Linked DNA regions of Homo sapiens: all the other regions are linked to region 1. Evidence: read pairs that join two places in POLR2A ChIA-PET (ENCODE). Cell type or tissue: A673. All regions are shown on one strand.

Region 1 (8,000 bases):
TATGCAGATACCTTAAAAACATCTACCACAATTCAGAAAGTATTCAAATTCCAAACCATGTAAACATCCAGTTATTTGGGCCCATGTAATTGCATTGTTCACTTTATTCGTACAGTTAAAAAAAAAAAAAAAATCCCGGGACATTTCTTCTGGAATTAAATGGTATTTGGCATTAGAGGAGTTCGCGAACAGTCTACATCAAACCAGGGTGCTGAAGTCTCTGTGCCTCCTTCCAAAGCACAGCCAGCCCTGGGGGCACAGGAGGGAAGTGTCCAAGTGCCAACACCTGCCCACAGAGCATATCAGTGTTTCTCACCATTTGTGTAAAAGAAACACAAAAAGGATAAACCAGAAACTGATGTGACTGTGTATTTTGTTTCCTAGGACTACTGAAACACAGCACCACAAACTAGGCAGTTTCAAAAAGGTCCACAGTTCTGAGCCAGGCACACAACCTCACACCTGTAATCCCAGCACTTTGGGAGGCCAAGGCAGGAGAATCGCTTGAGCCCAGGGGTTTAAGACCAGCCTGGGCAAGAAAGTGAGACTCCATCTCTGCAAAAAACACAAAAACTAGCCAGGTGTAGTGGTGTGCACCTGTAGTCCCAGCTACTTGTGAGGCTGAGGTGGGAAGATCACTTGAGCCCAGGATGTTGAGGCTGTAGTGAGCCAAGATCACACTACCGCACTTCTGCACTTCAGGCTGGGTGAGACAGCGAGACTCTGTCTCAAAAAAAAAAAAAAAAAGGTCCCAGGTTCTGGGCAGCGGTGCTTCCCACTGGAGGTGCCGAGGGAGAGTCCATCCCGCACCTCTCCCCAGCTTCTGGCAGTAGCCGGCATCCTTGGTGTTTCATGCTTTGCAGACCCTCCAGGCTCTGTCTCTTGTCACATGGCAAGCTCTTCTCTATGTGAGTCCTGGCTGTGTCCAGATTTCCCTCTTCTTATACGGATACCAGGAATACTGGAGTTAGGCCCCACCCCCATGCAGTGTGACCTCATCACAACCTGATACATCTGAAATGACCCAAATAAGCTCACACTCACAAGTACCAGGGATGAGGACGCGAACGTATCTTTCTCTTTTTTTTTTTGAGACAGAGTCTCGCTCTGTCATCCAGGCTGGAGTGCAGGGGCATGATCTCAGCTCACTGCAACCTCTGCCTCCTGGGTTCAGGCGATTCTCCTGCCTCAGCCTCCCTAGTAGCTGGGATTACAGGCACGCACCACCATGCCTGGCTTTTATTTTTAAAAGAGACATGGTTTCACCATGTTGGCCAGGCTGGTCTCCAACTCCTGACCTCAAGTGATCTGCCCACCTTGGCCTCCCAAAGTGCTGGGATTACAGACGTGAGCCACCATACCTGGCCTCTTTTTAAAAAAGAATAAAAATAGAGACAAGGTTTCTCTTTGTTGCCCAGCCTGGTCTTGAACTCCTGGACTCAAGTAATCCTCCCACTTTGGCCTCTTAAAGCACTAGGATGACAGGTATGAGCCACTGTACCCGGCCTTCAAACCCCACAGCTTGGTTACCTACAGGAGGTGTGTATTAAACTCCCCGTGGCACAAACCCGGTAGCTTACAGTAACAGACACTTATTCTCTCACAGTCCTGGAAGCAAGAAGTCCAAGATCAAGGTGCCACTAGGGCTGGTTCCTCCTGAGGCTGGGAGGGAGGGTCTGTTTGCGCCTCTTCCAGCCTCTGCAGCCTCTGGCGTTGCTTGGCTTGTGGGTGGTCATCTTCTCCCTGTGTCTTCCCTTCAGGACGTCTGCCCTTCTCCCTCTACACATGTCTGTCTGTTCAAATGTCCCCATTTTATAAGGACACAGTCATACTGGATTAGGGCCCACCCAAGTGAACTCATCTTAACTTGATCACCTGCAAAGACCCTATTTCCAAATATGGTCACATTCACAGGTACTGAGAGCTGGGACTTCAACATCTTTCGTGGGGAGACACAATTCAACCCCCAACCAGCATATGTACAGAGAATGCAAAGAAAGCGGGAAGGGGAGAGGGCTGGCAGAGCTGAGGGAACATGACACTTCCACATACATCTTTTCGTATGTCTCTCTTAGAACCATGGTCAGGTTTCTCATACTCAAAAAACAAACCATTACTTAGCCAGACGTGGTGGCGCACTTCTAGTTATCAGCTACTCGGGAGGCCGAGGTGGAAGGACTGCTCGAACACAGGAGGTGGAGGTTGCAGTGAGCCGAGGTCGCACCACTGTACTCCAGACTTGGCGACAGAGTGAGACTCTGTCTCGAAAAAAAAAAAAAAAGAAAAGAAAAAGAAAAAGAAAAAGAAACCGTGAAAACAAAACAGGGCGCACATGAACACAAAATGAAATACAAACAGCAAATATGCAGAGCTGTGACGATGACATCACCACTCTGAAAGAAGAACTAACCTAAGAGACTTCAGAAAATAGCACTTTGACTGTTACTGTAAAACTAACCTCAGAGGACAGCACACCATCACCAGGCTCGGGCAGGAGATGTGTCCCCTGCGGAGTCAGCAGGTCTGAGCCCGATTTACGCATGTGCCAAGATCAAGCGGAAAAGCTGATTGTGGCTACTGAGTTGGGGTCCTCACAGTTGAAGAAAAGTCACTGATAAGGAAGGGGCAGGAATAAACCCTGCGGGGCGGCACTGGAGGTACAGGCATCAGTACAGGCTCACAACCTTTGCCATGTGTACAGACTGGATGCAGAAATCAATACCGGAACATTTACACACACACATTTCCCAGCTCTGTCCACTGACGCGTGACAGGGCCCAGGCGCGATGACCCCCCACTTAGGCTACAGAGAGCAAAGTCCAAAAGCTGTTCCAGTTTCAGCACTCTAAAGTCCCACGTCCCAGGGAAAGCCTTTGTCCTGGCAAACTAGGACGGCTGGTCACCCTACCTGGCAGCCAGATCTTGGTTTGTGAATACCTCTCTCCAAAAACAGGAACCAGAGATCCCTGCGGAGCACACAGAGGAGCCTAGGACACCCAGTGGTGTGCAGAAGGACGAGAAAGGACGGGGTGTGTCAGGAGAACACACAGCCCAGCCAGAAGGGCTCCCAGTGGCAGAATCTAGGACAATCTGTGCGGCAAAATAACGAACGACAATAATGGATTGTAAGCTGTGACCCGGCAAATCAAGCAAACATCGGTGCACACTTAAACAGAGGAGGAGCAGCAGCTCTTCATCACAGCAGAATTCCAATGAATAAACACAAGGAATGGCAGAAAACAGAAAGCACACCATCAGGAAACACCACAGCAATAACTGGCTGGTGTAAGTTACTACTATTTTGAGACAGGGTCTCACTCTGTTGCCCAGGCTGGATCACAATGGCACAATCACAGCTCACTGCAGCCTCGACCTTCCCGGGCTCAGGTGATCCTCCCACCTCAGCCTCCTGAGTAGCTGGGACTATAGGCCGTGTATTACCACTCCTAGCTAATTTTTTTTTTCTTTTTTTTTTTGACTGGGTCTCACTCTGTCGCCCAGGCTGAAGTGCAGTAGAGTGATCTTGGCTCACAGCAGCCTCAACCCTCCGGATTCAAGTGATCCTCCCACCTCAACCTTCCGAGTAGCTGAGACTACAGGCTCATGCCACCATACCCGGCTAATTTTTGTGTTTTCTGTAGAGACAGGGATTCACCATGTTGCCCAGGCTGGTCTCAAACTCCTGAGCTCAAGTGATCCCCCGGCCTCTGCCTCCCAAGCGCTGGGATTAGAGCCGTAAGACACCACGCCCAGCCTAAGGTTATGTATTTGAAGCAGTGGTAGATACTGCCAAGTCACACTCCACAGAGATCCTATCAGTTTACGTTCCCACAGCAATGTACTAAAGTGCATATCATCCTACATTCCTGCCAAGTCAGTGTTGAGATGAAACTCTTGGATCTTTGCCTATTGGTCAGATAAAATTTTCACTGCAGTTTTCACTTACATTTCTCTTATTATAAGCAAAACTGAGCACTGTCCCGTATTTTTAAATATTTCCTATTTCCTTTTTTGTTAAGGGACTGTTGGTATCCTCTGATAATTTTTCTACTACATTTTAAATCTTCTTCTTATTGATTTGTAAGAGCTTTTTATATATTAAGGAAATTAGTCGCCAGGAGCGGTGGCTCACACCTGTAATCCCAGCACTTTGGGAGGCCGAGGCGGGAGGATCACGAGGTCAGGAGATTGAGACCATCCTGGCTAACACGGTGAAACCCCGTCTCTACTAAAAATACAAAAAATTAGCCAGGCGTAGTGGTGGGCGCCTGTAGTCCCAGCTACTTGGGAGGCTGAGGCAGGAGAATGGCATGAACCCGGGAGACGGAGTTTGCAGCGAGCTGAGATGGCGCCACTGCACTCCACCCTGGGCAACAGAGCAAGACTCTGTCTCAAAAAAAAAAAAAAAAGGAAATTAGTCTTTTGGTTGTAAAAGCCTTCCTCACTCTAAGATTAAACATGATTTCCCCATGTTTCATTTTTCTAGTCTTTTTGGTTTTTCCCCAATTAATATGCAGAATTTTTTTTTTTTTTCCTCGAGAAGGTCTTGCTCTGTTGCCCAGAGCTGGAGTGAAATGGCGTGATCTCGGCTCACTGCAACCTCTGCCTCCCAGGTTCAAGCAATTCTCCTGCCTCAGCCTCCCAAGTAGCTGGGATTGCAGGTGTGCACCACCATGCCCGGCTAACTTTTGTGTTTTTTTGTTTTTTTGTTTTTCTTTTTTAAGTAGAGACAGGGTTTCACCATGTTGGCCAGGATGGTCTCGAACTCCTGACCTCGTGATCCGTCTGCCTCAGTCTCCCAAAGTGCTGGGATTACAGGCACAAACCACTACACCCAGCCTATATTTTTGAAAGGATTTAATATAATATTCATTATGGGAGGAGTATATAGAAGTCCTCACAATTGGGAAAAAGAAAAAAATAAGAAATCTATATTTCCAGCCAGAATTGCAAGACTTAGTATCATAACGCCAAGATTACATTAATTGAATTGACAGCATTCTTAAAAGCAGATTTGATTTCAGGTTATGTAAACTTTCCACAACAACTTTTTTTTTTTTTTTTAGAGTCTCACTCTGTTGCCCAGGCTGCAGTGCAGGGCGCCATCTCGGCTCACTGCAAGCTCCGCCTCCCGGATTCATGCCATTCTCCTGCCTCAGCCTCCCAAGACTACAGGCGCCCGCCACCATGCCCGGCTAATTTTTTGTATTTTTAGTAGAGATGGGGTTTCACCGTGTTAGCCAGGATGGTCTTGATCTCCTGACCTCGTGATCTGCCCGCCTCAGCCTCCCAAAGTGCTGGGATTACAGGCGTGAGCCACCGCGCCCGGCTTCTACAACAACTTTTAATCACTAACTCAGGTGCAGTGGCTCATGCCTGTAATCCCAGCACTTTGGGAGGCCAAGGCCGGGGGGTCGCTTCAGCTCAGGAGTTTGAAATTAGCCTGGGTAACATGGCAAAACCCCATCTCTACAAAAAAACAGCCAGGTGTGGTGGTGCATGCCTGTAGTCTCAGCTACTTGGGAGGATCACTTGAGCCTGCAAGGCAGAGGTTGCAGTGAGCCAAGATCACGCCACTGCATTTCAGGGTGGGAGATGCAGCCAGGCCCTGTCTCAAAAAAAAAATTAAAAATTAAAAAAAAAATAAACCATTAGAGGAATAAATCTGCCTGAACCAGATACCAAACACGCTAGCTGTACAATTTCCGTCTTTGTGTTTCTCCTACACCCTAAAGGAAAAACCACAAACCTCAATGTCAGGCTACAAGATCTTACTGTTAAACTATCTGGTGGTTTGGGGTCGCACAAAATGGGAAGCACTGATAGTTTGAATGTGACACCACACACCCCTCCCCTTCCACCCCCCACATCCCTACCCACTACTGCCAGTGCCCATGCAGCTCCTCCACTCTGCAGCTGCAGTCTCAGTAGCTGGGACTCCTTCCCATCCGAGTTGCTGCAGGGCCTGGCTGCAGGCCCTCTCTCCCATTCAGGCCTCCCTGGCCCCAGCAGTTCACAATAATCTCTTCCTATGAGTTCACTGCACTTAACTTTTTATGCTGCCCATTTAAAAAAATTTTATACTGGCCAGGCGCAGTGGCTCACACCATAATCCCAGCACTTTGGGAGGCCGAGGCGGGTGGATCACCTGAGGTCAGGAGTTCAAGACCAGCGTGACCAACAGGGTGAAACCCCATCTCTACTAAAAATACAAAATTAGCACTGGGTGCCTGTAATCCCCGCTACTCGGGAGGCTGAGGCAGGAGAATCACTTGAACCCACGAGGCAGAGGTTGCGGTGAGCCGAGATTGTGCCATTGCACTCCAGCAGCCTGGGTGACAAGAGTGAAACTCCGTCTCAAAAAAAAAAAAAAAAAAAAAAGATTTATTCATGTATTTACTATTTCTTTCTTTCTTAGAAAAGAGATTGCTCTGTCACCCAGGCTGGAGTGCAGTGGTACAGTCATGGCTCACTGCAGTCTTGAACTCCTGGGCTCAAGGGACCTTCCTGCTTTACTCTCCTGAACAGCTGGGACTGCAGGTAAGCACCATCACACAGGACTAAATTCTTTTTTTTTTTTTTTTCCTAGAGATAGGGTGTTTCCATGTTGACCAGGCTGGTCTTAAGCTCCTGGTCTCAAGCAATCTTCCTACCTTAGCCTCCCAAAGCTGCTGGGATTACAGGTCTGAGCCACCACGCCCAGCCTGTGCTGCTCATTTGAAACTGCTGCTATATGCCAGCATATGACATTTCCCACTGTTAATTTTTTGGTTAATGTATAATTTATCTCACCAAATTAGGGCAGGAAAAAGCTTGTATTTCTCAGTAACACTCTTTGAAGACAGGAACATCCATATTTCTTGGTATGCCAAAGTATCTATCACAAAAGCTACTCTTTACAAACTTTTTTTTTTGAGATGGAGTTTCCCTCTTGTTGCCCAGGCTGGAGTGCAATGGCGCGATCTCAGCTCACCCCATCCTCCTCCTCCCGGGTTCAAGCGATTCTCCTGCCTCAGCCTCCCGAGTAGCTGAGATTACAGGCATGTGCCACCACGCCTGGCTAATTTTGCATTTTTTGTAGAGACGGGGTTTCTCCATGTTGGTCAGGCTGCTCTCTAACTCCTGACCTCAGGTGATCCGCCCACATCGGCCTCCCAAAGTGCTAGGATTACAGGTGTGAGCCACCACGCCCAGACTTTTTTGTTTGTTTGTTTGAGATGCAGTCTCACTCTGTTGCCCAGGCTGGAGTGCACTGGCACAATCTCGGCTCACTGCAAACTCCGCCTCCCAGTTCAAGCCATTCTCGGGCCTCAGCCGCCCGAGTAGCTGGGACTACAGATGCACATCACCACGCCAGGCTAATTTTTATATTTTTAGTAGAGATGGGGTTTCTCCATGTTGCCCAGGCTGGTCTCAAACTCTGGGGCTCAAGGGATCCTCCTGCCTCAGCCTCCCAAAGTGGTGGGATTACAGAAGTGAGCCACCGCACCTGGCCAAGGGTGCATATTTCAAACACCAGAGTAACCACTAAAATAATAATTCAAAGAAGAATAGCTTTAAAAAGCATTAGATAAACCACAATGGAAATCTCAAATACATTTCATTGATAAGGAAAGGAAAAACAGGGAAAAAATCCAAAAGGACAAATAAAAGGCAAATAATAAAATGGTAGCAATAAATCCAGCCACATCGATATTTACTCTTACATTAACAGACTGAACTCTAATTATAAGGCAAGGATTGTCAGAATTGGTAAAGGAAGACCTAATTACATGCTATCTACAAGACACTTTAAACATAAAGAAAAAGATACACTTAAGACAAATGAATGGAAAAATACATACCATCCAAAAAGTGTGTTTAAGAAAGCTGGAGTGGCTCTATTAATATCAAGTAAAATACATTTCAAAATAAAAAATATTATTAGGAAAAAAGAAGGATATTTCAGAATACTACAACAAACAATTCATCAGGAAAATGTAATCACAAGTGTGTATTTG
Region 2 (8,000 bases), 94 kb before region 1:
CTACAGGTGTGCAGCACCACAGCCAGCTAATTTTTTAATTTTTTGTAGTGATGGGTCTTGCTATGTAGTCCAGGCTGGCCTTGAACTCCTGGGCTCAAGTGATCCTTCCGCCCTGGCCTCCCAAAGTATTGAGATTACAGGTGTAAGCTACCGTGCCTGGCCAATCACCAAATCTGTGAACTGTGCTGAGTAATCTTATGTTAACAGTGTGAAAACTGGACTGTGCTGAGGTGGAAACCATGCTGTCCAACAACGAAATGGATGGAGTAAAGTGACTACCAAATTCTTAGATGTGGTAAAGCAGTAGTCCCCAACCTTTTTGGTACCAGGAACTGGTTTCATGGAAGACAATTTTTCCATGGGACAGGAGTAGGGGAATGGTTTCAGCATCAAAGCATTCCACCTCAGATCATCAGGCTTTAGATTTTCATAAGGAGAGCTCAACCTAGATTCCATGCATGTGCGGCTCACAACAGGGTTTGTGTTCCTGTGAGTCTAATGCCACCACTGATCTGACAGGAGGCGGAGCTCAGGCAGTAAAGCTTGCCTGCCCGCTGCTCACCTCCTGCTGTGTGGCCAGGTTCCTAACAGGCCACAGACCGGTACTGGTCCGAGGCTGGGGGGTTGGGGACCCCTGCACTAGAGGGTACCGACTGTGGGATCATGGGATTGGAAACTCAGGAAGGACCTTGAGGAAAACAGTGCGAAGATCATTTCTGCACCCCCCTAAAGGGGCAGGTCCAGAGCCTTCCAGAATGCAGATTCTGTCCCCTCCTCACTCCCTTCTAGACTGTGCCCGATTTCCGCCCTAAGTGTTTCATTTCCAGAATCAAAGAGGGCTCTTTTTCCCTCCAACACTATAAAAAGCTTTTTTTTTTTTTTTTTTTTTTTTTTTTTGGAGACAGGATCTCACTCTGTCCAGGCTGGAGTGCAGTGGTACGATCTTGGCTCACTGCAACCTCTACCTTCTGGGTTCAAGTGATTCTCCTGCCTCAGCCTCCCAAGTAGCTGGGACTACAGGCATGTGCCACCATGCTAATTTTTGTATTTTTAGTAGAGACGAGATTGTACCATGTCGGCCAGGCTGGTATCGAACTCCTGATCTAAGGTGATCTGCCCACCTTGGCCTCCCAAAGTGCTGCGATTACAGGTGTGAACTACTGCGTCCAGCCCATAAAAAGCTTTTTTAAATAGAAAAAGCCCTGAGTGCACACAGCATTATTTGGCTTGGTTTTCTTCCTTTTCGTCGACTTACCTGAACATGGGTGGGCTGCTGCTACCCTCAGGCTGTGCTGTCTGCAGCCGCACAGCCTGAAGCAGGAGCTGGGGGCCAACCTCCATCTTCACAGCACACTGCTTCAAGTGACTGGTTCTGCTCTTTAAGGTAAGAAACGGTTTCCCACAAATCGGGCACTCAGGGATCTGAGGCACAGAAGGTCTTAGTGTCTTTTCAGCTTCATCCAAGCACCTGAAGGAAAACAGTCAATACAGGAGAACCACCCTCCCCAGGAATGTGGATTGGAGCAAATGTGGGTCCAGGTCAACACAGACGTGCTGTGGTCAAAGCAAGTTCCCCAAAGCCAATCCCCTCTACACAGCCTGGCTCCGTCTCCCGGCAGTCAGCCCCTAGACACTACACTTAGGTATCTGTCAGCAAAGTTGGCTAAAGAAAGCAAGGAAAGATTAAATGCAGTTACATGATGACTTAGAAATTCCACTCCTAAGTAGAGACCCCAAAGAACTGAAAGCAGGTACCCAAACAAATACATGAAACCCATGTTCACGGCAGCTCTATCCACAATCCCAAAGGGTAGAAATGCTCCAAATGTCCGCCAATGGACGAAAGGATAAACCATGGTCATATTCCTCATCTAAGAATGGGAAAAACACAGTCTAGCCATACAATGAGATACTGCTCAGCCATAAAAAGGAATGAAGCCTGCTCCATGCTACAACATGGATGAACCTCAAAAACAACATATTAAGTCAAAGAAGGCAGACACAAAAGGACAACTGTGCAATTTCAGAATCGGCAAATCCATCCAGACAGAATGTTGATTAGTGGTTGTCAGGGGAGAGAGGGGCAATAGGGAGTGGCTGCCAATGGGTGTGGGGATTCTTTTGGGGGTGATGAAAATAATCCAGAAGTGATTGTGGTGACAGTTGCCCAACTGTGTGAATATCCCAAAAGTAGTGATTTGTTCAGTTTAAATGGGTGAACTATATGTTCTGTGAATTGTATCTCAACGAAGTTATTTTTAAAAAGGGGTAGGTTGACAACAAAGCTGAGGTGCTGTTGTCATGGTAAGGTGTGGAGATCCGCACTCCAGCCCTGGGGTGCTTGGGGATTCTGGTCACATACACGGGAGAGGCGACGGCCCAAGCTGCCCCCACCTGTTCACATGCTGTTCCCTTCGGGTCACGTTCATGGCTGAGAGGTTCTTTTGACAAATCTGGCAGAAGAACAAACCCTTTTCCTCCAGGCTATCATCATGTGCCGATGCTCCTACCCGTGCAAACTCCTGCTGCAGGGTCAAGGCCACCGCAGCGTCGCTCTCTGGGGCAGGGGGCCCAAGCCCATACACTGTGGAGAAGCACCAAAGATCCGTGAGAATAAACTCCAAAGACAAGCTCACCCTCAGACCTCTGCTCTGTCAGCTCCTGCAGACCATGGGGAGCAGGTGGAACGCAAAGAAACCAGAACCCAGCTCCACTCTGCAGGCTGGTGACTTGGACACTGTCCAGTGAGACTGGGCACTAATCAGCACTCCGGGAACAGCCGTCTCCAACTTTAACATGGATATGCATTACCTGGGAAGCTTGTCGACACTCAGATTCAAATTCAAGGGGTCCAGGTGCAGCCTGAGACTCTCCGCATTTCTAGCAGCCTCCAGGCTTGGCGATGCTGGCAGCACAGGACCACTCTGAGTAGCAAGGACCTAAACTTTCCCACTTCTGCTGAAGTTGGCTACCTCGGGCATTGCAAGTTCACAAGGCTCATATTCCAACAAAGCTAGATGTTCTCTTCAAAACTCACCCTTTCCTGCTGACCTTTTACTGCCCATGATAAAACCAGGGCAGAGTGAAATGCCTTTGGCGTTTAAAAGGCAGCATCTCTTACTTAGCATCAGACTCAAGAATGGACTGATTCTGGTCTTGAGATGGCTCCCAGGGTGGCCCATCTGATATTGCTGGAGCAGACCCCTGTCACTCACAAGGGATATGCCCTGAACGCCTCATAAATCCCCAAGTTCTTCATGGCTGTGGCCTACCAGTGCCTGCCACTGAGGCCAGCAAAACAGCACACCTTCATTTTGGTGCCCTGTTTTGTTTGTTTGTTTGTTTTTGAGATGGAGTCTCACACTCTGTCGCCAGGCTGGAGTGCAACGACGCGATCTCAGCTCACTGCAACCTCTGCCTCCCGGGTCCAAGCGATTCTCCTGCCTCAGCCTCCTGAGTAGCTGGGATTACAGGTGCCCACCACACCTGGCTAATTTTTAGTAGAGACAGGGCTTCACCATGTTGGCCAGGGTGGTCCTGAATTCCTGACCTCAGGTGATCTGCCCGCCTTGGCCTCCCCAAAGTGCTGGGATTACAGGCGTGAGCCACCGCGTCCAGCCTGGTTTGGTTTCTTAACAAACAAATGGTTTATCTCTTTCTGAGCACTTGCTGGGTGTGATGTGAAGATACAGAGAGAACTGAGTCAAATGCTGGGCAGGGGCGGAGCTCACACCAGCTGGGTGCCTCCTCTGCAACTCACATGTGCGTCCAGGACTGATGCCTCGGCAGGACATCAAATCACTGCCTGCTGTGGACCCTGGGGTGGCCTGAGACTCCTCCGTGCTACTGCAGTGAAATCTGCAATGCAATGCCAAGATCCTGCATACTTATTAGCTGTAGGTCTGCCGATAATGGTTTCTTCCTATTTCTTTTCCTTTTGTATATTTTCATCAGAGATGAGAATCCATATTGTTTTGGGGATGGAGAACAGGAGCACCTGGCATTATTACGCTTATTGGGCCGGTGCCACACCAAGTACACAGCAGCTATGGGGCACTGTCGCCACCCTGTCTCACCTGCAGCCAATGAGCCTCTAATCTACTCAGAGTGGGGCAACCCAATGGTTAGAGGAAGGAGTTAACGATCCCATAAAGAAATAAATCCAGAAAGTGGGAAATCTTATAATACAATTAGCCTAGCCTCTTCAAAAACTCAGTGTCATAGGGCTGGGTGTGGTGGTTCACACCTGTAATCCTAGCACTTTGGGAGGCTGAGGAGGGCAGATCCCCTGAGCTCAGGAGTTCAAGACCAGCCTGGGCAACATGGTGAAACCCCATTTCTAGTAAAAATACAAAAAAATTAGCCGGGTGTGGTGGTGGGTGCTTGTAATCCCAGCTACTCAGGAGGCCGAGGCACGAGAATAGCTTGAACCTGGGAGGCAGAGGTTGCAGTGAACCGAGATTGTGCCACTGCACTCTAGCCAAGCCTCTGTCAAAAAAAAAAAAAAAAAAAGTCAGTGTCATGGAAAACAAAAGGAAATGGGGGACTATTCTAGAATCTAGACCTTAGGATACTGCTGAGCTACAGCAATATGCAGTGTGTGAACTTACTGAATCCTTGTTCAGAAAAAAAAGAAACCAGCTACAAAAAATAACCTTGAGACAACCAGGGAAATTTGAGTTTGAACTGGACGCCAGGCACTATTATGGAATTAAGCGTGCTAATGGTATTGTGGTTATGCAGCAGAATCTAGGGGTAAAGGATCCTAATGTCTATAATTTACCTTCAGATAATATGGAAGAAAAATATGTACGCTTGGCTAGGCACGGTGGCTCACGTCTGTAATCCCAGCACTTTGGGAGACTGAGGTGGACAGATCACAAGGTCAGGAGTTCCAGAACAGCCTGGCCGGCATGGTGAAACCCCAACTCTACTAAAAATACAAAAATTAGCTGGACGTGGTGGTGCATGCCTGTAGTCCCAGCTTCCTGGAAGCTGAGGCAGGAGAATGGCTTGAACCCAGGAGGTGGAGTTTGCAGTGAGCCGAGATTGCGCCACTGCACCCCAACCTGGGAGACAGACCAAGACTCCATCTCAAAAAAAAAAAAAAATGTATATTTATAAAGACATAAACAAATGGCCAAATGTTAACATTTGTTAAATCTAGATTGAGGTATAGGGGATTAGGGGATTCATTGTAATTTTTTTTTTTTTTTTTTTGAGACAGGGTCTCACTCTGTTGCCCTGGAGTGCAATGATGCAATCACAGCTCACTGCAGCTCAACGTCCTGGGCTCAAGCAATCCTCCCACCTCAGCCTCCCGAGTAGCTGGGACTACAGTTGTGCACCATCATGCCCAGCTAATTAAAAAAAAATTTTTTTTTGAGTCAGAGTCTTGCTCTGTTGCCCAGGCTGGAGTGCAGTGGTGCAATCTCGGCTCACTGCAAGCTCTGTCTCCCAGGTTCACGCCATTCTCCTGCCTCAGCCTCCCGAGTAGCTGGGACTACAGGCACCCACCACCATACCTTGCTAATTTTTTGTATTTTTCATAGAGATGGGGTTTCACTGTGTTAGCCAGGATGGTCTCAATCTCCTGACCTTGTGATCTGCGCACCTCGGCCTCCCAAAGTGCTGGCATTACAGGCGTGAGCCACCACGCCTGGCCCCTAAAATTTTTTTGTAGAGATGGGGGTCTCACTATGTTGTCCAGGCTGGTCTCGAACTTGTGACCTCAAGTAGTCCTCCTGCCTTGGCCTCCCAAAGTTTTGGGATTATAGGCATGAGCCATCATGCCTGGCTTCATTGTAATTAAAACAACAACAACAAAAAAACCTTTTCTGAAAGGAAGAGTTCTTTGTGAATACTGAGGGTTATCTTTTTAAAAGGAAAAAACTGAAAGGGAAAGCTTTCATAATAAAAAGTCATAATTTTTAAAAAAAGGAGGCCAGGCACAGTGGCTCACGCCTGTAATCCCAGCACTTTGGGAGGCCAAGGCGGGTGGATCACGAGGTCAGGAGATCGAGACCATCCTGGCTAACAAGGTGAAACCTTGTCTCTACTAAAAATACAAAAAATTAGCCAGGCGTGGTGGTGGGAGCCTGTAGTCCCAGCTACTCGGGAGGCTGAGGCAGGAGAATGGCGTGAACCTGGGAGGTGGAGCTTGCAGTGAGCTAATATCGTGCCACTGCACTCCAGCCTGGGTGACGGAGCGAGACTCCATCTCAAAAAAAAAAAAAAAAAAAAAAAAGGAAGAGGGCCAGGTGCAATGGTTCACGCCTGTAATCCCAGCACTTTGGGGAGCTGAGGTAGGCAGATCACTTGAGGTCAGGAGTTCGAGACCAGCCTGGCCAACTTGGCGAAACCCTGTCTCTACTAAAAATACAAAAATTGGCCAGGTGTGGTGGCACACGTCTGTAATCCCACTGGCTGGGGCAAGATAATTGCTTGAACCTGGGAGGCGGAGGTTGCAGTGAGCTGAGATCATGTCACTGCACTCCAGCCTGGGTGACAGAGCAAGGCTCTGTCTCAGAAAAAAAAACAAAACGGTACCTTATCAAGGAAGCTAGGTGGGAAATGATCCCAGAGACTCTTCATTCTCTGGCTGGATCCAGTGAAGTGGCAAAGGTAAAACATCAAGCAGAGAGCCTATCCACAGAAGAAACTCAACAAATGCTGATTCCTTCCCGCCTCCCTTCCTCAGAGTTGTATTAACTTATCTCTGTGTGGAAGACAGAAACACACTCATCATACCATTCCCCGCCATCATCTCCTCTTGAGGATCCTTTGGGACATTTTCTTCCCGCGCAGCCTCGAGGGAGCACTCTTCTGAAGCGTGTCTCAAACGCTCGGGGTCTGCTCTCTTGAACTGCTGCATTCGCTGTAGGACCAATTGTGCTGTGCGGGGTTTGGAGGGACTTGGCACTGCTGTTGTCAAACAGGAAGGAGGAGGCTGGGAGTCGCTGTTGGGCACATTCTCTGGCAAGGAGGAAAATATTCACAACCATCTGTTGTAGCTGGAGAAATAAAAGACTTTTCTACCAGATACAGGTTAGACGCAAGTTTCAAGAGTCCTTTATCAACTAGTTTAGGTTTGACTCACAAATGTGAAGAGGACTGGTTGCTTGTTGGTAACCTCTTTGTTTATGGCAATATAGACATAAATATCAATAACAGGAGGGGAATGGGATGTGACTGCTAATGAGCATGGGGTTTATTTTTAGGATGATAAAACTGTTCTAACGTTAGGTAGTGGTGGTGGTTGGACAAGTCTGTGAATATACTAAAAACCACTGAACCATACCCTTTTAAATGGTGAATTTTATGGAATATCAATTATACCCCAATAAAGCTATTATTAAAGAAATATTAATGACAAAGGTTTATGTCCTAGATCAGTTCTTCTTTAACTTGGGATCCACGGATGATCTTCAGTGGGGATCCATGAACCCCATGAAGTTGTGTGCCAGTTTTGCAGATACGCGCATGGATACGTGTTTTGGGGGAACCATGCATAGATTTCATCCGACTGGCAAAGAGCACGAGAGACCAGTAAAGTTGGTGAGGCAACACTGCTGATGCCTTCCAGTAGTCTATGCGACCTGAGACTCTACCACCACTCTACTGAGAGGTTATTAAGATCAGGAAGTGAGGGCAAAGGAAATTTAGAAACAGAACTCAGGAGCTCAGAGAGCCCATGGTGTATTATATATGCAAGGGTAGTTTTCAGTTTTGCATGAAGAATGTGTAGTAAGCATATAGCTCAGTATACCAAGGGCAGCAGGGCAAGAAAACTGCTTTAAACAGTTAAAAAATTATCCAGGCACGGTGGTGGGTGCCTGTGGTCCCAGCTACTCGGGAGGCTGAGGCAGGGAGGACTGCTTGAACCTGGGAGGTCAAGGCTGCAGTAAGCTATGATAGCACCACTGCACTCCAGCCTGGGTGAGAGACCAAGATCCTGTCTCTAAAAACTAAGTAAGTAAATAAATCAATAACAATAACAA
Region 3 (8,000 bases), 120 kb after region 1:
GAAATTTGTGTTAAGCAAATGTGTATGCTATTGGTAAGGCTTCTGATCAACAGCAGGGGATTAGTAGTAGTTAAACTTTTATGGAGTCAAAAGGTTACAAGCAGATTTTCGACTGGCAGGGTCAGCACCCTTAACCCCTGAGTTGCTTAAGGGTCACCTCTAATCCACTGGGCAGGAGGAGGTGGCAGGAAAAGGGCATAGATGGAGAGAGCCTGGTAAGGTACTGATAATCACTAACCAAGCAGTAGGCGATGGGTACAGAGAGGTTATAGTATCCTCTCTACCACTGTACAGGTGTAAAATTTATGTATTTATTTATATTTTTTGAGAGTGTGTCACTCTGTCACCCAGGCTGGAGTGCAGTGGCGTGATCTCGGCTCACTGAAACCTCCCTCTCCCAGGTTCAAGCAATTCTCCTGCCTCAGCCTCCTGAGTAGCTGGGATTATGGGCTCGTGCCATCACACCCAGCTAATTTTTGTATTTTTAGTAGAGACAAAGTTTCATCATGTTGGCCAAGCTGGTCTTGAACTCCTGACCTCAGGTGATCCGCCCACCTTGGCCTCCCAATGTACTGGGATTACAGGTGTGAGCCACTGCGCCCGGCCTAAAATTTTCCATAATAAAGTTTTTTATAAAATTAAAGTGCACTGAAATCAAATATATACTAGATAAAGGCAGGAATGGGAAAGAGGAACCCTCAGCTATGCTTCCGTGAGGGCCTGCAACCAACTGGAATTCCTTCCATCAACAGATGTGGGCCAAGTTCCCTGATGACCCCCAGCTCCAGCCTCCACAGGTCAATTCAGGAATTGCCATGGCAATATCCCAGTGCTTATCTTTCTCCCTGTGGAGAAACAACGACTAATTAAGAAACTGGATGCTTGGGCTGCCTGTCTTTGCTTTTTTGCAAAGCTCTAATATTCCACCTTCTGTCTATTGTGTGTTCTGTATTTCTGGAGTAGTGGTCAGTTTGATGGACTGGGAAGGTCCCCGCATAGGGAAAACCTCCCAGGGGTGAGTTTCCAGTTAAGAAATCATAGCTCAGTTCTCTCCATCAGCCTCACCTGGTGACTGCCACGCCAGCATGTCCACTCTGGGTAACTTAACATTCCTTCTATGGACTTCAAACTCCTCGCCTGTAAGATGAGTGTCTTGAACAAGATGGATCGTATTATTTCTTTCAGCTCTAAAAGTCTAGGCTACAAACAAATCAACACTCAACACAACTGGCCCTTTCTGCTGAAATGCCTGTACAGAAACACAAATAAAAACCAAAGGAGTATAACCAGAAAGTTCTAGCTCTGTGCATTTCATACGCAGGTGATTTCCTTCCCCATGTAGTCCTCCTAGGTGACATTTCTCACCTTTTGGAAAGCAATCACATTCTTGTCACCACTAGGTGCTCTACTTAAGTGAACTGAGACACTAATTCTTCTGCAAGTCCACAAACCAGACTCAATTTCGAGTTCAAATGACTTAATCTAGGCAAGATGGTAGCTCGATAAATATTAAGCACATTTCTGATTTGCAAGAAGCTTCCTTCAACTGTCATCTGAAACTTAATTGAAGCAGGAATTTATATTTTCAGAAACCACTATACTAAATTAATTCCATGGAACACTTACTACTCTCAGAATTTGTCTTATTACATATAACCAAACCGCTGAAACATTGTTCTTAGAAGCCTAGAATTTGAATACAACAACACGAACAACAACAAAAAATATAGTTTTTTTTCCCCCAGTTCCTAAATTTCTGACTTCGGACAAAATATGACAGAACACCCACACTCATTTTCCCTCGATCAATTCATCCTCGAAGTCAACTGGTATTCACCAAGTGCCTGGTATGAGCCAAGCCCAGTTCTGAGGCTGCGTAGATGCATTTCCCACTTGTCACGGAGCTCACACCTTATGTCAACCAATTTGACAAACAAACAAACAAAAAATCAACGTCTTTTGGAAGTTTCTAATTAATTAGGCCCAGCATTGACAAACCAAAGTGGGTGACAGCTGAAGGGGTGGGGAAGGGAACAGGTAACCATCTTCCTTCCACACCAAATGCCCAGGCACCCTGGCTCCAGAGAAGAGGGGACCTAAGTACCAAGAGGCCAGTGTGCTCTGTGGACCTCAAAGTTCACCTGACTTGCTTCAGAAAGTTTATTTCCAAAACTTCCCAGATATTTTGACAATTTTCCTAAGATAGCCCTGCCAGGGTGAGTATGAGTGTGTGATCAGATGGGTAATACTTGCCTGGCCTGGGGCCCTTTTCTAACTGGTCAATGTTGTTTAGTGTGTGTGTGTGTGTGTGTGTGTGTGTGTGTTTGAGACAGAGTCTCGTTCTGTGTGTGTGTGTGTGTGTGTGTGTGTGTGTGTGTGTGTGTGTGTGTGTGTGTGTTTGAGACAGAGTCTCGTTCTGTTGCCTAGGCTGGAATGCAGTGGCATGATTTCAGCTCCCTGCAACCTCCGCCTCCCAGATTCAAGCAATTCTCGTGTCTCAGCCTCCCAAGTAGTTGAGTTCACAGGCATGCACCACCACACCCAGCAAATTTTTGTATTTTTTAGTAGAGACAGGGTTTTACCATGTTGGCCACGCTGGCCTCAAACTCCTGGCCTCAAGTGATCCATACACCTCAAGCCTCCCCAGGTGTTGGGATTACAGGTATAAGCCACCACGCCTGGCCATAACTGGTCAATTTCAAAGGGTAACCCAGTGTTTGGAAGCGCTCTGACAGATTTCATCAAAAACGTGTTTGTACCTTTTCTTCTTGGCCATCAGATAAGAGAGTGAAGGAAACAGTCTCAACAAGTTTTTACCTTGATTCTCACAAGGTAAAAAAGATGGCAAGTCAAAGATCATGAACGGTATGTAAGGAACGTCCAGCTCATAGGGATCTACACAATTCTCAAAAATAGGGGAAAAAATTCCCGTCTTTAGCCTATGATAAAAACAAAACCCAGGCTACATGCAGGAGGTTAGGGTTCAAATCTCTGGCACCAGGGCCAGCCCCAGCCTCTCCTTATCAGAGAAAGTTAATAACCAGGCTAAAGAGGTCAGCTCTCTCACAGGGTATCACTGCTCATTGCCCAGGCAAGGCTACCTCCTGGTGCCAAACCACCTCCTGGCAGAACTCAAGAGCCATGCACTGGTCCTAGCCTGCAGTTATGAATAAAAACCATTTGCTTCTAGAGATTCTAGATTTCTGAATTCCTAGTATATATCTATTCTCCATTAATCAAACTGAGCACTGTGGTCCCCCACCCTAGGCTAACATATACTTCTTAGGACCAATGCCCAAAATGAAATACTAAAATCAAGATGTCTAACGCTAATTAATGAAAATCTACATTTCTTTAAACGTCCCAACAGGTACTTGATAATAGTTTGGTAGGCTGGGTGCTCATGCCTGTAATTCCAGCACTTTGGGAGGCTAAGGCAGGCGGATCACTTAAGGTCAGCAGTTCGAGACCAGCCTGGCCAACATGGTGAAACTCCATCTCTACTAAAAATACAAAAATTAGCTAGGCATGGTGGTGCGTGCGTATAATCCCACGATGAGCCAGAATAAACTGCTTGAACCCGGGAGGCAGAAAATGCAGTGAGCTGAGATCTTGCCACTGCACTCCAGCCTGGATGACAGAGGGGAGACTCCATCTCAAAAAAAAAAAAAAAAAAAATTTTTTTTTTTTTTTGTAAAGCTGGCTTTATTTTCAATGGAGGTTCATCAGGATTTGGTTTAATGCTGCTAGAGAACCTCTATATAATCTTTTAAAAAGTTTTTTCATTTTTAATTTTGGGAGGTACATAGTAGGTATATATATTTATGGGTTACATGAGTTTTTTTTACAGGCATGCACTGTGTAATAATCACACCCAGGTTAAATGGGGTGTCCGTCACCTCAAGCATTTATCCTTTGTGTTATAAACAATCCAATTACAGTCTTTCAGTTATTTAAAAATGTAGAATTAAATTATTTTTGAATAGTCACCCTGTTGTGCTAGCAAATACAAAGTCTTATTCATTCTTTTTTTTTGTATTCCATACACTCTTTTAAATAAAATTAAAAAAGCAGAACAGAGAATAGGCAACTGTTCAGTTAATAGTAAAATTTATATATTAACAAATTAAAACCCATAAAGTATTTATATTCTGCCTCATTCAACAACAGCCCATACATATTAGAAGTTTCTTTTACTCTGTTCTTCCTAACAGAACTCCTTTAAGCATTTAATTCAAGTTTAATCTCAGAAAATAGGAAAAGTTAACTATAGTAAGTACCCAAAAAAAGAACAAGAGCTTCCATAATGAAACTAAATTAAACAATGCCTCACAGCTCTCCCAGGTTTCCCATTAAAAAGCATTGTGACCAAGCGTATCAATCAATTAACTGTTTGAGAACCTACTTCTGTTTTCTATCACTTCACTCAGAGAGTAAAAATATGTAATGCATAGTCCCTGTGTATGATAAGAAAAATATTGAAGCCAGATCCTGAGGTTTCCCCAACTCCAACCACTGCCCCCAAGAAAGAATGGGGGTGAAACTGGATTAGCCTTAACATGACTGCAGTGTGAGCTCTGATGAGGAAATTCCTCTTTAAGTTCAGCTCAAAACCCAAGAACAATACAAAGAGGCACCTGCAGCAAATCCTGGTGCTGAGCCTAGCCCATCCATTAAATCCTGTGGCTGCGGGTCTGAACTGTCTGGCAAGTAGGTGAGTGACCATGATCAACAAAGAGGAGGGAAAAGGCAGACTGTGACTGTCCATCTACTCCAGCAGACATGGGTACCACGGAAAGTACAAAGTACCACACGGCTCTAGAGGATTATCTGTCACATAAATGTTTGTAATAATCTATCCTGAACCTGTTTTGGTCACAAAACTAGGATAAAACTTCTCACCTTCCTGGAACATTCTCTGCATCCCCTGCAACATACCAGGGATGCAGCGGAAGGACCCAAATGAATGAACACGCCAAAGCACCACCATGCCACGCAGCCCCTAGGAATAGAGCCAGGAAGGAGGTGGTCAAAGAACCACGAACAAGTGACCAAAGTCAAGGCACAAAGAGGGTCAGCAATGGCTGGAGGGGGCATCGGAAGAGGCAGCAGGAACAGTGCCCTTTCTATCTTCAAAACTTCCAAACAAGGATCTCAGCTACCAGTTGGAGTGGACAGGAGTGGACAGCTACTTTCCCATGCTGAAAAGTCGGGCAGAACGAGAACAGGCCTTCGGAGTTGGTTTTCAGAATGGTGAAACGGGTGTGTGTGATCACAGCAGATACACAAGTCCAGTCTGGCTATAAAATGGGTCCTCTGTGCTACATCTTTGGGCCAGGAAAACCCTGACTTTGGTACAAGGCCCCACTCATGCCCTTACCCAGAGCTTTCCACTTGCACACAGAATTACTGACCCATCAGCCTCCATGGTCACTTCTGGCTGCCAACAGCCTCCTCTGTTTACCTCAGTGTGTGGGACAAATACTATCATTTTCTACTTGTAATGATATGACAGCTATCAAAACATTAGTAAGAAAACAAGCTCCAGGCTCAGAAAGACCAGAAAGATTCTCTCCACTCACTAACCAGGAGAATCTCTCTACTACTCACCTAACTCCCCCTTCTCTCAAGTGAGATCTAGTCTCGTAAAAAAGTTAGTAAATGGAAATCCAAAAACTAATTAAGGGTTTAAGGAGAGAGAAAAGTCAAGTCAAGTCCTTCAATATCATCAGAAAAACTCCTGATATTGAAAAGGGGTTTAGACTGAAAGGTTATAGAAGAAATCATCAAAATAGAAGTATTTCCCCAGAACAGGTTTCTACAATAGTAGCAAGCCAAGCATCCATTTTCTGGCTCTTCTGTCGAAAAGGTCAGAGAAACACGTTCTTTGCAGGCCAAACTCCACTGGGGGGAGGCAATGGGCCAGGCAGTCCATGGGGGCAGGGGAGGGAGCATTTGGGTGGGCACCAGTTCACAATTTTGTGTGATGTTCATTTCTGAGGGTCACTCTAAGATCTCCTAAAGATTAAGAATACCTGTCCTTGGAGGAAGGAAACTTCCTCCATGCCCCTCATTTTCAGGGAAGGGCAAGCTGGTTCCTCATCTCACACAACCCTGAGCCATGTATGGGAGCCTTTGCAAATAGTCCACTTCCAGAGACATCAACCACTCATAAGAACAACCACTCCGACAAACAAACTCCCCCAGTTTTCATCTCCAAACGTCATTTTGAAGTGCACACTCACAAGAAGGGGTTGACCATAACCACTTATGAGTATGCACCTGAGGGGGCCACCATGTGACCAATGGGGGGCCGGGGAGGAGGACGGCCAGAAATGGCACTGCGACGCAGAACTTGACCTAGAGTCGGCCAGGCCATCAGAAACTCTCAGTGCAACAAGTGCCGAGTTTGATGTTTAGGTTTTCTTTTCTTTTTTTTTTTTTTTTTTTTTGAGATGGAGTCTCACTCTTGTTGCCCAGGCTGGAGTGTAGTGGCACCGTCCCAGCTCACTGCAACCTCTGCCTCCCTGGTTCAAGCGATTCTCCCGTCTCAGCCTCCTGAGTAGCTGGGACTACAGGCGCGTGCCACCACGCCTGGCTAATTTTTGTATTTTTAGTAGAGATGGGGTTTCCCCATCTTTACTAAAGACCACGTTGGCCAGGCTGGTCTCAAACTCCTAACCTCAAGTGATCCGCCTGCCTTGGCCTCCCAAAGGGCTGGGATTACAGGCGTGAGCCACCGCACCTGGCCTTAAGGTGGTTCCGAGGAGCCCACTAAGTCCATTTTTGCAGCAGCTGACTACTTCAGCAGTTTTCCTCACACCTCAAGACACGCCTCAAGCCACAATACACAGCAGACCACTCAGAGGAAGTGGGCTTTGGGGGGTGTCACTGATGCTGGTCAAAAACACACAAAAAGGAACCAAAATATGATGTTCAGTAATAAGCTTTGCAAAGACAAGTGGAGAAATAAGACTAGCTAAAACCTACCACTTTATAGGTGAGGAAGGGGCCCCCCGGAAAGGGCAGGGACACACTAAATCAGCCTGAGAACTCAGCAGACGCTCCCCACAGCCCCCACTAGAGGCTTCACCCTTGCACGGGGGCTCATCACCTCCCCGCTTAACGCAACTCTGTCTCCTTCAAGTTCACCGGCCTCACGCCAGTAGCCGGGACAGAGACAGGATCTGTCTATGAAAACAGGGTGGCAAAGTGCGGCCTGTGGGCCAAAGGCAGCCCAATGCCTCTTTCTGAAAAAACCAAATTTTTCTTATTGGAACACAGCCACAAATACAATTTCATCCATAGAGGCAACATGCCATTGCGGTCAACTATGTGGGCTCTGGGGATATCTGAATGGCGACTCCACCACTTGCTAGGGATTTACTTAAACCTCTCTGCACCTTGGTTTTATCATCTGTAAAATGGAGATCACAGCACCTCCTCTAAGGGTTGCGTGAGAACTAAACAAGTTCCTATATGCGAAGCACTAAGATGAGCAGCTGCGACAGTGAGTACTAGGGGTGAGGAGGTGAGAGACAGCTTTGGGAGCAATCATTCTACACTACATATGATTTCTTTCCTGACCATGCTTAAACAGTAATGAAATAAAGGAATGCTTTACAGAGAACGTGTAATGGTGGAGAGTGGTTCCAACATGTAGGACGATAGGGAGAGGCCGGCTGGGATTACTGGCATTTGGATTATGGGACATTTTCAGAAAAACACTGTGACAACAACAATCTTGTGCATTTGCTATTTGTAGAAATACTCTGAAAAGGCCATTATTTTCTAATTGTCCTGGTAAATCATAAGCGTTTCCAGTTTTCATTCTACATTGTTTTTTAGCTTTAAGAACAATAAACTCAGGGTGTTTATTTCAAACTTAAATCATAAGCAATAATGACATATGATTAAAATACCCTAGCCTAACATTCTTGGGTTAAAATTTAAACCAAAACATAGAAGAACTGAACATGAAAGAACACTCCCACGAAAAA

What was found. ChIA-PET counts read pairs that join two places held together with the same protein. Peaks named below come from ENCODE experiments on the same cell type or tissue, not always from the same donor. Only the 100,000 strongest peaks of a DNase experiment are listed, where the experiment ranks them.
Region 2: POLR2A ChIA-PET joins it to region 1 with 8 read pairs; 4 of 35 experiments call an interaction of 5 or more read pairs at or near these places.
Region 3: POLR2A ChIA-PET joins it to region 1 with 6 read pairs; 2 of 35 experiments call an interaction of 5 or more read pairs at or near these places.

What each region holds. Positions count from the first base shown.
Region 1 is chr16:3,693,271-3,701,270 of GRCh38, forward strand. All of the region lies in intron 1 of TRAP1 (TNF receptor associated protein 1), which reads right to left. Among named protein-coding and RNA genes, the nearest start is that of TRAP1, 20 kb to the right of the region's middle. RefSeq lists an enhancer at 2,950-3,450. In A673, no CTCF peak of the experiment used is centred here; a DNase peak (open chromatin) is centred at 3,801; H3K27ac peaks cover 1,257 bases.
Region 2 is chr16:3,599,724-3,607,723 of GRCh38, forward strand. It overlaps SLX4 (SLX4 structure-specific endonuclease subunit), which reads right to left. Exons shown (of 15, transcript NM_032444.4): 3 at 6,751-6,975; 4 at 2,395-2,584; 5 at 1,256-1,468. Among named protein-coding and RNA genes, the nearest start is that of SLX4, 7.9 kb to the right of the region's middle. In A673, no CTCF peak of the experiment used is centred here; no DNase peak of the experiment used is centred here.
Region 3 is chr16:3,811,873-3,819,872 of GRCh38, forward strand. The region is part of intron 2 of CREBBP (CREB binding lysine acetyltransferase); the gene reads right to left. Among named protein-coding and RNA genes, the nearest start is that of CREBBP, 65 kb to the right of the region's middle. In A673, no CTCF peak of the experiment used is centred here; no DNase peak of the experiment used is centred here.